Linked DNA regions of Homo sapiens: region 2 is linked to region 1. The links are chromatin contacts, found by Hi-C in ENCODE. All regions are on one chromosome and are shown on one strand. Each heading gives the region's core, a stretch centred on a gene start or an enhancer-like site at or near the end of the contact. The rest is flanking DNA. Distances are from core to core; before and after follow the strand shown.

The links. Hi-C counts contacts between places; a loop is a spot of excess contacts on that map. Pooled maps may share reads with other maps.
Region 2: a loop to region 1 is called in a map of endothelial cell of umbilical vein, with 23 times the contacts of the local background. The contact joins two enhancer-like sites. A Hi-C loop is called at or near these places in 1 of 168 maps with a recorded cell type or tissue (endothelial cell of umbilical vein), 2 of 37 single-sample maps with no recorded cell type and 6 of 50 pooled maps.

What each region holds. Positions count from the first base shown.
Region 1 is chr12:105,733,583-105,739,984 of GRCh38, forward strand. CASC18 (cancer susceptibility 18) reads left to right here. Exons shown (of 5, transcript NR_110109.1): 4 at 3,674-3,815. It also overlaps a transcript of LOC107984435 not described here. Among named protein-coding and RNA genes, the nearest start is that of CASC18, 33 kb to the left of the region's middle. RefSeq lists an enhancer at 6,396-6,402. Within about 2 kb of position 4,694, at least 7 of the 41 ENCODE cell types and tissues checked have a DNase peak (open chromatin) inside an H3K27ac peak, as active enhancers do.
Region 2 is chr12:105,482,431-105,488,886 of GRCh38, forward strand. No RefSeq gene overlaps it. Among named protein-coding and RNA genes, the nearest start is that of C12orf75, 150 kb to the left of the region's middle. Within about 2 kb of position 3,406, at least 6 of the 41 ENCODE cell types and tissues checked have a DNase peak (open chromatin) inside an H3K27ac peak, as active enhancers do.

The DNA of each region.
Region 1 (6,402 bases), core at 3,444-5,943:
TAAGCTACAGAGCCCAATAATCTATCCATGCTTTATTGGACACATCTCACTTGACAGGCTATTTATGCAGAGATGTCTTCTATTGGCCTGAGGGGGAAAAAAAAAAAAAAAACGGTGATACAATCCTCCAGTTTAGAGTTTAGGACAGGTGTCAGCAAACTATGCCCCTGAGTCAAATCTGGCCTACATCCTGTTTTTGTAAATAGAGTTTTATTGGAACACAGCTATGCTCATTGTTTACCTACTGTCTATGGCTGCTTTCACTCTACAACAGCAGAGTTGAGTAGTTGAGATAGAGACTGCATGGTCCACAAAGCTGTTAAGTATTTCTTTTCTGGCCCTTTACAGAAAGCTTGCCAACCCCTGACTTAGGAAATGAAGCTTCCCTCTGCCAGTTAGAGGTGCCCTATTGCAATTGCCTGTCATTTTAACTCTCACAATAAGTTTAAATTCCATGATGGTTGGGAAGCATCTATCTTGCACACTGCTGTATCCACAGGAACGGTTGCATAGTAAGTGCTTACTACATATTAGTCAAATTAATTAATTAACAGTTAAAAAGGTGGACAAATTAGAGTGGAAATAAAATATCCCCTCGAGAGGCACAGAAATTACCAGTAATTTGAAATCTACATTGATTTCTTGAGATCAGATAATTCACTTTTGTTGTTTAATTTTTTTACCACCAAGAGCTCCAGAAAAGTTACATGTTAAGTAAATGTTCAACTATTGATTTATATGCACCTAACAACTTTCATTTTAATTTTAGAAATGTTTGTATAGAAAATTGTGACCTTCGAGATGAAATAAAATATATACTTACCAAGTCCCAAATCCCCTTTCAGAGACATCTTTTTTTTTTTTTTTTTTTTTTTTTTTTTTTTTTTTTTGAGACGGAGTTTCGCTCTTGTCGCCCAGGCTGGAGCACAATGGAGCAATCTCGGCTCACTGCAACCTCCACCTCCTGGTTCAAGCAATTCTCTTGCCTCAGCCTCCTGAGTAGCTGGGATTACAGGCGCCCGCCACCATGCCTGACTAATTTTTGTATTTTAGTAGAGACGGGGTTCTGCCACGTTGGCCAGGCTAGTCTTGAACTCCTGACCTCAGGTGATCCGCCCACCTCAGCCTCCCAAAGTGCTGGGATTATAGACGTGAGCCACGGCGCTCAGCTCAGAGACATCTTAACATCATTGCACTTACCTACTGTACTAGTTTACTCTGACTGTTATAATAAAATACCACAGACCAGGTGGCTTAAACAACAGAAATTTATTTTCTCGTAGTTCTGGAATCTGGGAGTACAAGATCAAGGTGTTGATGGGGATGGCTTCTTCTGAAGCCCCTTTCCTTGACTTAGAGATGGCTGTCTTCTGCCTGTGTCTTCACATGGTCTTTCCTCTGTGCCTGTACATCCCTGGTATCTCTCTCTGTGTCCAAATGTCATCTTCTTTAAAGACATCAGTCAGATTAGATCAAGGCCACTCTCACACCCTCCTTATAATTTAATCACCTCTTTAAAGACCATATCTCCAAATGCAGTCACACTCTGAGGTACCGGGGGTTAGGGCTTCAACACGTTAATGGGAGGGCACAATTTAGCCCACGACACCTACATATCTCTGTATGCTTTCTGCTTTTACACAAGGCTTGAGTACTTGCATGAAATCACATGTGAGGTGACTATCACATCACTGACCACTGAAAATAATGTGGCCAATCCTGCCAGCTGGGGATGTGCACTCCTCACTACCTTCTCTATCAAAGGAATTCAAATTTTTTCTGGGTCAAGGGTTTACCAATGACTGTTCCTCCAGTTAAACTTTCAACCAAGTCTTCAAGGTCAAGGTTTGCCCTGTACAGACAAATCACATAAATACTTTCAAGGTACTACATATGTTTCAAAATGGGAGAAAAAAAGATGGTGGGGGTGGGGGGGTGGGGGGGTGGGGGGTGGGGTAAGCATGTTGACATCCAATGTAGTCCCAGCAACTCTGGAGGCTGAGGTGGGAGGATGACTTGAGCCTGGAGTTCGAGGATGCGGTGAATGGTGATCACACTGCCGCACTCCATCCTGGGCAACAGAGCAAGTTCCTCTCTCTCTTAAAAAAAAAAAAAAAAAAAAAAAAAAGATGGGGGACTATTTAACCTAACTGTTCAACCATTGGAAATTGATTAGACTCATTATAATACAGCCATAGTATGGGATGGGATGTGATGTAGTCTTTTTTAAAGTTTACTAAAGAATATTTAGTGATCCTGAAGGCTCTGTACAATATTGTTAAAGGGAAAAAAATCAAGCCACAAAACAAAATGTATTCACTTATTTAATAAATATTTATTGAACACTGGCTATGGTCAGGCAGGCGATGTTTTAGGTTGTAGGGATTTGATGGTGAACAAAGCAAAGTATCTGCCTGTGTGGAGCTTAAACTGCAGTAGGAAATACTGATAACAAACAAATGACTATAAAACATGCTATCAGCTCATGTAGTGCATTGAAGGAAAATAAAGCAGAACAAGAAATCGAAGAATGGCAAAGAGAAACAATTGTTTTTGCTCATTTGGTCAGGAAGGTTTCTTGGAGGGAACGACATTTGAACAGTGACCTGACGCAGGTGTGAATGCTGGTCATTGGAGGGTCCGGGGGAAGAACATTCCATGAGGGGAAAACCGCAGATGCAAAGGTCATGAGGTGGAAATATGCCTGGCGTGTTGGGAGAATCTCAAGGGGGCCAGTGTGGTTGGAATGGAGTAAAACAAAGGCTTGTATGCCAGGAACAGCATGATTTCAGCCCTGTGGAAATACAATAAGTGTAGAGAAAAAAAATTCTAAGGAGAGATAGCAAGATTATGACACTATAGGTCATCTTGATTTCCTTTCTTTTGATTGCCTACAATATTCTAAATTTTCTGCCACGTGTGTATTACTTTAGAAAGATAAAAATAATGAACGTTTTTATACAAAAGTTTCTGTGGAGCTCAATACCTTTGCCCTGGATGCTCTGATTGGTTGCTGGGTGTTTAGACAGCCACTCTGGCTGTGCCTCATTCCAGGAACAGGGGAGAACCCCCAGCTGGGAAAGCCAGAGGGAGGTGCTTATTCAGATGCTCTCAGGCAGACAGAGCAGGCTGATTTACAGTTAGCGGTGAAGGTGCTAATGTGTCCTCTCAATGGCATCTCCCGCTATCAGCTATCAATATGTGTTAGCAGAATCTAATAACGACCTAATTGGCAACAGAGATCTGAACAGATGTCTCACTTAATAAAAAGGCTTTGTGGCCAGCAAGCTGACCCCTTTTGGGCTTAGCTGGGCTTTGGTACTTTGTGTGTGACCCCTTTTGGCAGTTGTCATTAATCAGTCAGACAAACTGGTTGATTGTTGATTGCTGTGTGTACCAAGTCTGCGGGTCAAACCTGGACCCCTGGAGTGTACTTAGACCAGGTTCCCTGAACTCTGACCACGGCCTTGTCTTCTGTCATCTCATTTAATACACGCACAGGCTAGACTCAAGGGCTTTATTGGCATCAATTATAAATAGCTATTGTAGCCAGATTCTTCACCCACCCATTCACCCTGTGAATCCCTGGTGGATTACTATGGACCCTTCATCGCATAGATTTAAGTAAGTACAGAGGTTGTTACTGGTGCTTATCTCTCTCCTTAACAAACAGGGTCTGTGTGTGGTGGGAAGCAAACTGGCCTGAGGTTCCATCCACTGGTAGAAATGACCCCAAAGACTTCCCATGCAGGGAGGGCAAAGAAGAAAGTGCTTTGGAATGGAGATACCCCTTTTCCTCCTCCTGAATGTATCAGGTAAGGTCAAGATGATGGTAATCAGCTTGCAAAGGCATTTTATCTTCCAAACTTCTGCTTGAATCAATTATGTTGGTGAATAGAATATGCTATTGTTAAGAGAATAGTCTCCTTACAGAGGCTTAAGCAACCAAATAGCAGAATTAATGTGCATGATATTAAGAATAAATGCCCAGAGACAGCATTCGGAACACAAGTAGAGCATTTCCCTGAGAATGAAAACGTTGAAAGGTTTGTATTCTGTAATCCTAATTTCAAAGTTCACAAGTAGTCAATAAAAAAGGAAAAGATAGTTGCATGGTCAAATAAATTTGGGCCTTGCTAGGTTTGACACATTGAGCCAGGTTGTTTTACTGCAGAATTTATCAGAACCTTTGATATGTAAGATAATTAATGGAAGTGTTATTTTGACTTAACCCTTCTTACAAAAGAGTGGTATTGGGTAGAATACAGGTCAATCTTTATACAGAAGCTGACATGCATCTTTTTTTTCTAATTTTTGATATTTAGTGGTTCACAAATTTCTGATTAAAGAGAGTAAGTTGAATTTTTTTCAGGCTTCCCATTAATCTCACCAGTAATAAGCATAGTTTTCTGAATCAATGAAGAGATGGAATACATGGACAAAATGGAATGGAAAAGTAGATCAGCAAAATGTTCTCAAGAGTCTTGTTGCTTCCTCTCTGGCTCTATTTTTGTTATTGTGTGATTCTGGGCAATTTCCTGTTATTATTACACTTATTGTTGTCAGAGGAAACCAATTCGTTTTAATATTAGCCTGAGCAAAACATAATTAGGAAGAGAATCTGCTACCAAAAAGGAAACACGTATGTGCTACTTTGCATTCCAAAGCCCAGTACTCAGATAAACACTCACACGCGCGCGCACACACACACGGGCACACACACAGAGGAGTCCTCGCCACACAATCTCAAAACATCCTGCCAAGCCAATAAAAAGCAGTCTTAGCCACTCCAAGGAAAAACAGCCTGAAAACCAGATGATTTACCAAGCTTTTCACGCTTCCTACTTTTATTTTGGAAGAGGAAAGAGAAGAGGTGATAGAGAAAGGGAGAAAAAAGAAGGGGATTGGCAAGGGAACAGCTTGGAGGCTGACGGCTGAACTTCCGGCCTTCTTTTCTTAGATCTCTCAGTACTCCAGGCTCACTACTGACATTTGTCTCTTGTGAGCTGAAACCTCTGGGTACTTGAAAGTCCATCATATCCATTCGTGTGCTAAGGCTTCCTTCTTTCTCCCTTCTCTCCCTCTTTTTGCCCTCTCTTCGTAACAAAAGGCATTTCTCTTAACTGATTGCGCTGTTCACCCACCTTGGAAGGATCACCATTTCCTGGACAGATGCAAGAGGTGGGAAAGGGTCCGGCGAAGGAGGGACAGGGAACTGGCAGGCGAGGAATGCCAATTCTATCAGGCTGTGTTAGGTCTTTTCATGGTTTATTTTATTTAATACACACAATCATAGTCTAAGATAGGCACTGTTATCATCCCATTCTACAGATGAGGAAATCAGGCTTACCCAGGCTAAGGAATTGCTCAAGGTTACAAGGTTAGGAAGTATTGGAGGCAGGATTTAAATACAGACAAGTTTACTAACTTTAAAGCCAGTACTTTTACCCACAATCCTAATGTACTTCATTTAACTTCTTCAGGCTTCAGGGTTCCTATGTATGAAATAGAGATTATCCCTATTTTCACTCTTGTCCCTCCAGTATTCTCTACACAGTAGATAGAAAGATAGCAGCCATTTGAACTGGGCTCAGCTTCCAGGGGCATGACATAAAATTAATGTCTGCAGTCAGCCTGTATGGGCTGGTATGGATGTACTCCACAAAATCCTCAGGGAGCTGAGCTTCTTCTAACTCCACACTGTCCGATCCAGAGGGGTGACCCTTGTCTTCATAGTCCAATATAGCAGCTGGTCTATCAACCGTCACATCTGCATTCTAGGCAGAGGATGAAGAACAAAGTAAAGAAGGAAAAGGTCAAAACCACCTATCTTTTAAGCATGACTTTTGAATTACCCCATCACACTTCCACTGGTCCATTGGCCAGACTTAGTGTTACGGCTATACCTGCCTGCAGGGAAGGCTGGGAAATATAGTCTTTATTCTGTGATGCCATGCATCCAGCTAAAATTGTGGGTTTTCTATCATGAAGGAAGGAAGGAATGGTTACTAGGGATAGTGCACAGTGTCTGCAAGAGGAACCCTTTCAAAATGTAAGTCAGATCATGTTACTCTGCTGAAAACTGGGTAAAGCCTTCCCACTCGCTCAGGCTGAAAGCCAACGTCTTTGCAGTGTCCAACAAGGCCTTCCATGCCTTGTTCTCAAGAGTCATTGCTTCCTTTCTGGCTGGGCCCTTCCTCTCATCTGGACCCTTTGTTCCTTAAGTCTCTGCTCAAACACCACTTCATCGGGACCACCCTACAGAAAACAGTATCCACTCCCCTATGACTCTCTGTACCCTTTACCTGGCTTTATTTTTGTTTTCTACTTTTATCCCCACCTTATCCCATCTGACATAGTCTATATTTGTTCAATTTGCTTATTGTCTATTTTCCTACTAGA
Region 2 (6,456 bases), core at 2,156-4,655, 250 kb before region 1:
CGTAGGTTTTCATATTTCTGTGTTTCCTCAATGAGTTTTCCTTTTATGGGAAGGCCCTTTCCTACCTTCTCTCCCTGGCAAATGACTTCTCCAAAAGGTAATTCGTTCAAATGGTGCGTTTTGCCAGAAGCCATTCCCATCTGCCCCAGGTGATGTTGTTAGCACTCCCCTGTGATTCTGTTGCTTTCCATTCCATGCATCCCAGATTAGGACCACTCACCCATATGACATCTTTGTTCAAATTAGGGAAAGTCACCCCTCCTATTTAGCTGACACAGTCCTACACCAAGGCCTTGGAGAGAGGAGTGTGTGAGAGTTGTTGGGGAGAGAGAAAGAAGATAGAAAGAGAAAAATGTTGAATAATAACCTAAAAGGATATAGGCCTTCAAGTTTAGAAAACATTTTAGCATGTATTAGTGTATTAGATCCTGAATGCATGGATGTGAAGATAGTAGTCCTGTTACTTATCAGGTATATCAGACAGGTTTTCGTTATTTTGTAGGTGGGAAACAGACTCAGAGAGGTTGTTTGACTAACTTATGGTCACACAGCTCATGGATCTTAGAGCTGAGTTATAAATCCAGCTCTCTTCCCTGATCCCTGTTTGTGACATGCATAGTTTGGCTTTCAGAGGAGAGTGTCATTCCTCTTTAAGGGATGATCGAGAGAGCTGCCCCAGGAGAGAGGAGGGACTTCCATGTGATTGTTGCATTAGCTCAGCTCTGAATGGTTTCTTCTGTTTAATAAACCTTGTTAATTTTACTACTGCTTGTTCTTGGCTCCACCACACAGCAGTGGTTTAGGCAATATGTTCAAAAAATGTGCTAATTACAGGCTGTAATTTTCTTCCATCCTAAAATAAATACTTAGCATTTTAGTACTTGGAGAGGGAAATAGTTTAGTGGAGCTAGAAGAGTCACGAAGCTTGGGGGCTGTTGGGAGGGGCTGAAGAACATGGAAGCAGAATGTGCAAGGATAGAAAAAAATAGAAGTTTTTGGAAGGCTGTGGTGTCTGGGGTCTATTTAGTGGGAGTGGTGTTATGTATGTGGGTGTGTGCAAGTTTGGGGGATACTTGGGGGATGCTGTGCAGAGAGAGGCAGAGGGAAGGGGGTGCTTGCTACCTGCTCACCAAACTCTGTTCCTTCTCTTCCGTGGTGCAATTCTGTCATTCAAGAAGTGTGTTTTGTTTTGTTTTGTTTTGTTTTGTTTTTTGAGCTGAGCATGGTAGCTTATGCCTGTAATCCCAACACTTTGGGAGGCTGAAGTAGGAAGATTGCTTGAGCTTGGAAGTTCAAGACCAGCTTGGGAAACACCAGGCTTTCAGCAAATGCTCCTTGAGTGTGTGAAGTACTGTATTGAGCAGCATAGAATTGGACACTGTTGACCATATCATTCTTTAGTTGATGAGATCTGGGCCCTCATAAGCCCTCATGTTTGGACAGTGCCTCCTGGTTTACAAAGAGCTTCCTTGAACATGATCTCAGTTCAGCATCACAATAACCCTCTGAGATGAAAAGGGGTAGGGAAAGAACAGGAAGGAACTAACAGGAACTGTGGGAGTTCAGAATGAGGGATTATTTCTAGCTGCAGGAGGGACCCATAGAAGTCTCCTGAGAAAGTGGCATTGAGATGGGCTTTTAAAGAAAGGTGAGAGAGCAGAGAACAGTATTCCAGGTGGAGGCCACATCGTAGGCAAAGTCACAGAGATGTGAAAGCGTGGGTGTGTCTATGGGACTAGGGGAGGTGATCAATGGGGCTGGAGTATAGGCTGCCTGCAGGACAGTGTGGGAGGCCAGACTGAAAACAACCACAGGGCTCAGAGAGCAGCATCATTTCATTAGGATCATCATCTTCATTCCCCTCTTTAAAAACACACTTCCAGACCACTTGCTCTATGCCAGGCACTTGGCTAGGTATGGGAGACACAAAAGATATCATGTACAGTTCCTGCCTTGAGGGCATTTACAACCCATCAAGGAGAACTGCCACACACACACCAACCTTAAACGAAATGCGTAGAAGTTACTTGGAAAGTTTGCACTTCCATTTAACGTGTGCATGTTCAGAAGAATGGAGGCCTGCAAGAGTTCCCTTTTCACATGTACTTGGAGCTTTCCCTTGAAGGGCCCTCTAATTAAGTCTTTGGGGAGGCAGTGCAGCACAGTGGTTGCAACCACAGTCTCTGGAGTCCGAAGGCCTGGGTTGAAATTTGGGCTGCAGCACTGACGACCTACAACTCCCTGGTGGAGTCTTTAGTTCTCTATCCTTGGTGATATGGTTTGGCTGTGTCCCCACCCAAATCTCATCTTGAATTATAATTCCCATAATTCCCTTGTGTTGTGGAGCGACCCAGTGGGAGATAATTGAATCATGGGGACGATTTCTCCCATACTGTTCTCATGGTAGTGAATAAGTCTCATGAAATCTGATGGTTTTATAAGCAGAAACCCCTTTCACTTGGCTCTCTCTCTTTGCCTGCTGCCATCCACATAAGACGTGACTTGCTCCTCCTTGCCTTCTGTCATGATTGTGAGGCCTCCCCAGCCATGTGGACCTGTAAGTCCATTAAACCTGTTTTTCTTCCCAGTCTGGGGTACGTCTTTATCAGCAGTGTGAAAACAGACTAATACACTTGGTTACCTTGTCTATAAAATAACGATCCAAAGGCAACCTGGTTGATTGGGTTGTCATATCAGCTAAGACAATGCAGAAAAATAGTACCATGCATGATACCCAATTAACCCAATAGCAAATAAGTAAGCACGATGCTGCTGGCTGTGGCTTGCATACTGTAGCTGAGCCGAAGTAGAGTCTCTGAGCAAGGAGGGCACCATGGAACATGTTCTTCTGGGAGTCCCGCTCAGAAAGCAAAGCTGGGTGAGTGTGCAAGGTCGTTGTGGTGCTGCCAAGTCATTGTGGAGCCTCGCTAGCATATCTTGGCTTAAAGGAGTAGGGATTTCTTAATAAATCAGGTGTTTCTTGTAGACACTCCCCACCCCCAGCAGTGCTGGAATGTGCAGAGGATGTTTTGAATGTGTCACCACTGATAGTTACATGCCGTCCTGTTGCAGTGCGTTTCCAGGAGCTAAACCAAGGCCAGGGTCAGGGAGCCCAGCTTTGTGGCAGCGGATGATACATTCCTCTGAAATACACCAACTCCTTGAGAGCTTCCTTCAATTATACTGCCCCGCGTGAGTTTGCACACCCTCACACACAATTGGCTTTCCTCTCTTAGGAGTTTGGGATATTTCAAGGCTTGCTAATCAGCTGTGTTTATTAGATAGCCTTTGTTTTCCCCTTCTAAGACAGGAAGCTCATTAGAAACAAGCACAAACTATCAACTTTCAACCCAGAGTTGAAAATGTTCCCTGAGAATTGGGGATATTTTTCAAGGGAGTCATATTCAGAGGCACAGCCCAACTCACGGTAGCTAAGCTGACAAGTAGGCTCTAGGTAATCCACATTCCAAGGATTTTGAGGTTCCCATGAGATGAATGCTTTCCCTCCATGATTATACCTTGCAGCTAGAAATATAAGGAAAAGCTGGGGCAAACTATAATACAGCAGGTAGTGACAATGGCCCTGGAGCCAGATGAAATGGGCTCATGTTCTGGCTTAGCCATTTACTAATTATGTGACCTTGGGCAAGTCACTGACCTTCAAATTCCTCATCCTTAAATAGGGGTAGGCCGGGAGGGTGACTCACGTCTGTAATCTCAGCACTTTGGGATCCTGAGGTGGGTGGATTGCTTGAGCACAGAAGTTAGAGACCAGCCTGGGCAACATAATGAGACCCCGTCTCTATAAAAAATTTTTTTAAAATCAGCTGGGTGTGTGATGGTGTGCACCTGTGGTCCCAGCTACTTAGGGGTCTGAGTCAGGAGGATTGCTTGAGCCTGGGAGTTTGAGACTGCTATGAACTATGATTGAGCCACTATACTTCAGCCTGGGTGACAGAGTGAGACCCTGTCTGAAAAAAAAACAAGGGTGGTACTACCCACTTCATAGGATTATTGTGAGCTTTACGTGAAGGCCTTACGTGATTGTTAGTTATTATTATTTATAGTAGCTTTCATTTATTCATTCATTCCTTTACTCAACTGATACTGATTTGGTACTTTCTATGTGCCAGGTGTTGTGTTTGGTGTAGGAACTATGTAATAAAATGAGTTCTTGTCCCTGCTCTTGAAGAGGTCACCACTCAATGAGAGAGACAACATGTACACAGGTTTTATGAAGCAGTGTGAACAATGCATGCAACAGGCTTTGGGAGCACAGTGGAGGGACACCTAGCTCTAGTTGATGGTGGTTGTGGTAGTGATAGCCCAAGTGTACCACGATGGAAGTAATAATGATGGTGATGATGAGGATGTTGGTCATGCTGGTAATGGTTTGCTTGTAAGGATGGTAGTAATGATGGGGACTATGAGATGGTGGTGATGGTTGTGGTAGTAATGATTCCAGCATGATGTCATAATGATGACAGAGACATTTAGATTGGTGATAGTGGTGGCCATGATGGTGGTGACAGTGGTGATGGTTTACCATGAGGATGGTAGTGAAGATGGCATTGCTGCTGATAGTGGTGATGGTGGCCATACAATGGTAATCAAGATGTCAGTAACAGGATTGTAGTCAAGATGGTAGTAAACAATACAGTGGTGATGGTGATGGTGAGGGTGGCAATGGTGGTATTAATGTTTTGAGAAAGGATGGTACTAGAGATGGTACAGATGATGGTGACAGTGTGATGGTGGCAGTGGTAGCAATGACTGTGATAGGATAGCAGTAATGGTGTAATGGCAGTGATCATGGTGAGAGCAGGTAGAAGTGGCAGTGATTTGCCCTGAGGATGCTAGTAAAGATGGTAGTGATGACCATGTGGAGGTGGTGGTGGTGGCATGATGTGAGAAGACAGCTGTTCTCTTCCTACCCTTCCCAAGATTATGATTAAGAAAATCCCAAACATGATATTATTTCATCTGTAAATGTAAACTATATCTTTAAATTTAAATTTTCTAACTTTGTTGCTAGTGTGTAGACATGAAAATGGTTTTTGAAAATTGACATAAGATCTAGTAACCTTGTAAATCTCTCATCATTTATACTGATTTGTCTGCAGATTCAATGGGGTCTTCTACATAGACAATCATATCATCAGCTAACAGAGTTTTGTTTCTTTCTTTTTAATACTTATGCCTTTTATTTATTTTTCCTGGAGGATTATACGATGTCTTCCAGTTTAGTGTGAAAAAGAGGTAGTGAGAATGGTATCTGTCTTTTTCCTGATTCTAATTGTAATAATTCTAACATTTTACAAATATCAAATATTAAAATAATGCTTATTACAGGTTTAATAGGTATCCTATATGAGGTTATGAAACTTTGTTCTGTTGTTATCCTGGTTTGCTAAGAGATTTTTTTGATTGTTGTTTAATTATGAATATTTGTTGAATTTTATCAAAGGCTTTTTCTGTTTGTACTGAAAAGATTATATGGTGCTTTGGGCACTTCCCATGTATGACTTCAGAGTTGCGCAGCCTTAATTTTTTTCTTATTTCAGCCACTGATGCAGTGACCAATTTTGTGTGAGCACTTATCAGTTTCACACAGGTGCACCCTGACAGCAATTAACCTTTGGGTCTCACTGCATGCCTCTTCCTGTCTCTGTTGATGCGCAGTGGGAAACAGTATGAGAACCATTTGGCACTCACCAAAATTTATTCATTGAGAAAAAGGATTTGTCATTTATCTGTATAGACAGTGCTGAAATGCATTTTACGTGGCCATTCATGCAGTCCCATGGGCTTGCGTCACTCATGCAGCAGCGGCTTGATAATTTGTCTTGGTGTTAGTTTTCTTTCCTCTCTGACTCTCCTTTCTTCTTACCGCTCACTCTTGCTCTCTGGCTTTCATGCCTCAGAAAAGTACTCACACTTTATCCTTTGTTTCTGGGGAATTCAGAATATAATTTTTTTTCTCTTTTAGTCTATTTATGTGTTGAATTACATTTATAAAGTTTCTGATGTTAAATTACCCATGCATTTCCTTGGATAGTTCAGCCTGGTCACAAAGTTATAGTTAAAAAAATTTTTTTATTATACTATTTGGTTTGGAAATTTCACATCTGTGTTCATGAGTAAGACTGATGTATAATTTTTCTTTTTTAAACCTTCTTTGTCTGTTTTTGGTGTCAGTATTATATTAGCCTCACAAAATAAGTTGTAGAATGTTCTTTCTTTTCAATTACCTGGAAAAGATATTTGAATTTGAATATTTGAATGGTTTGTTCCTTGAAAGTTTGTGAAATGTATTCTATGAAATAGTTTGGGCTGGCTATTTTTCAGAAGGATTTATATTGCTGATTAAATTCCCTCAACAGTTATAAGATTATACAGGGTTTTGATTTCTCCTTGAGTCAGTTTTGGTTATTTAGCTTTCCTAGGAATTTATAT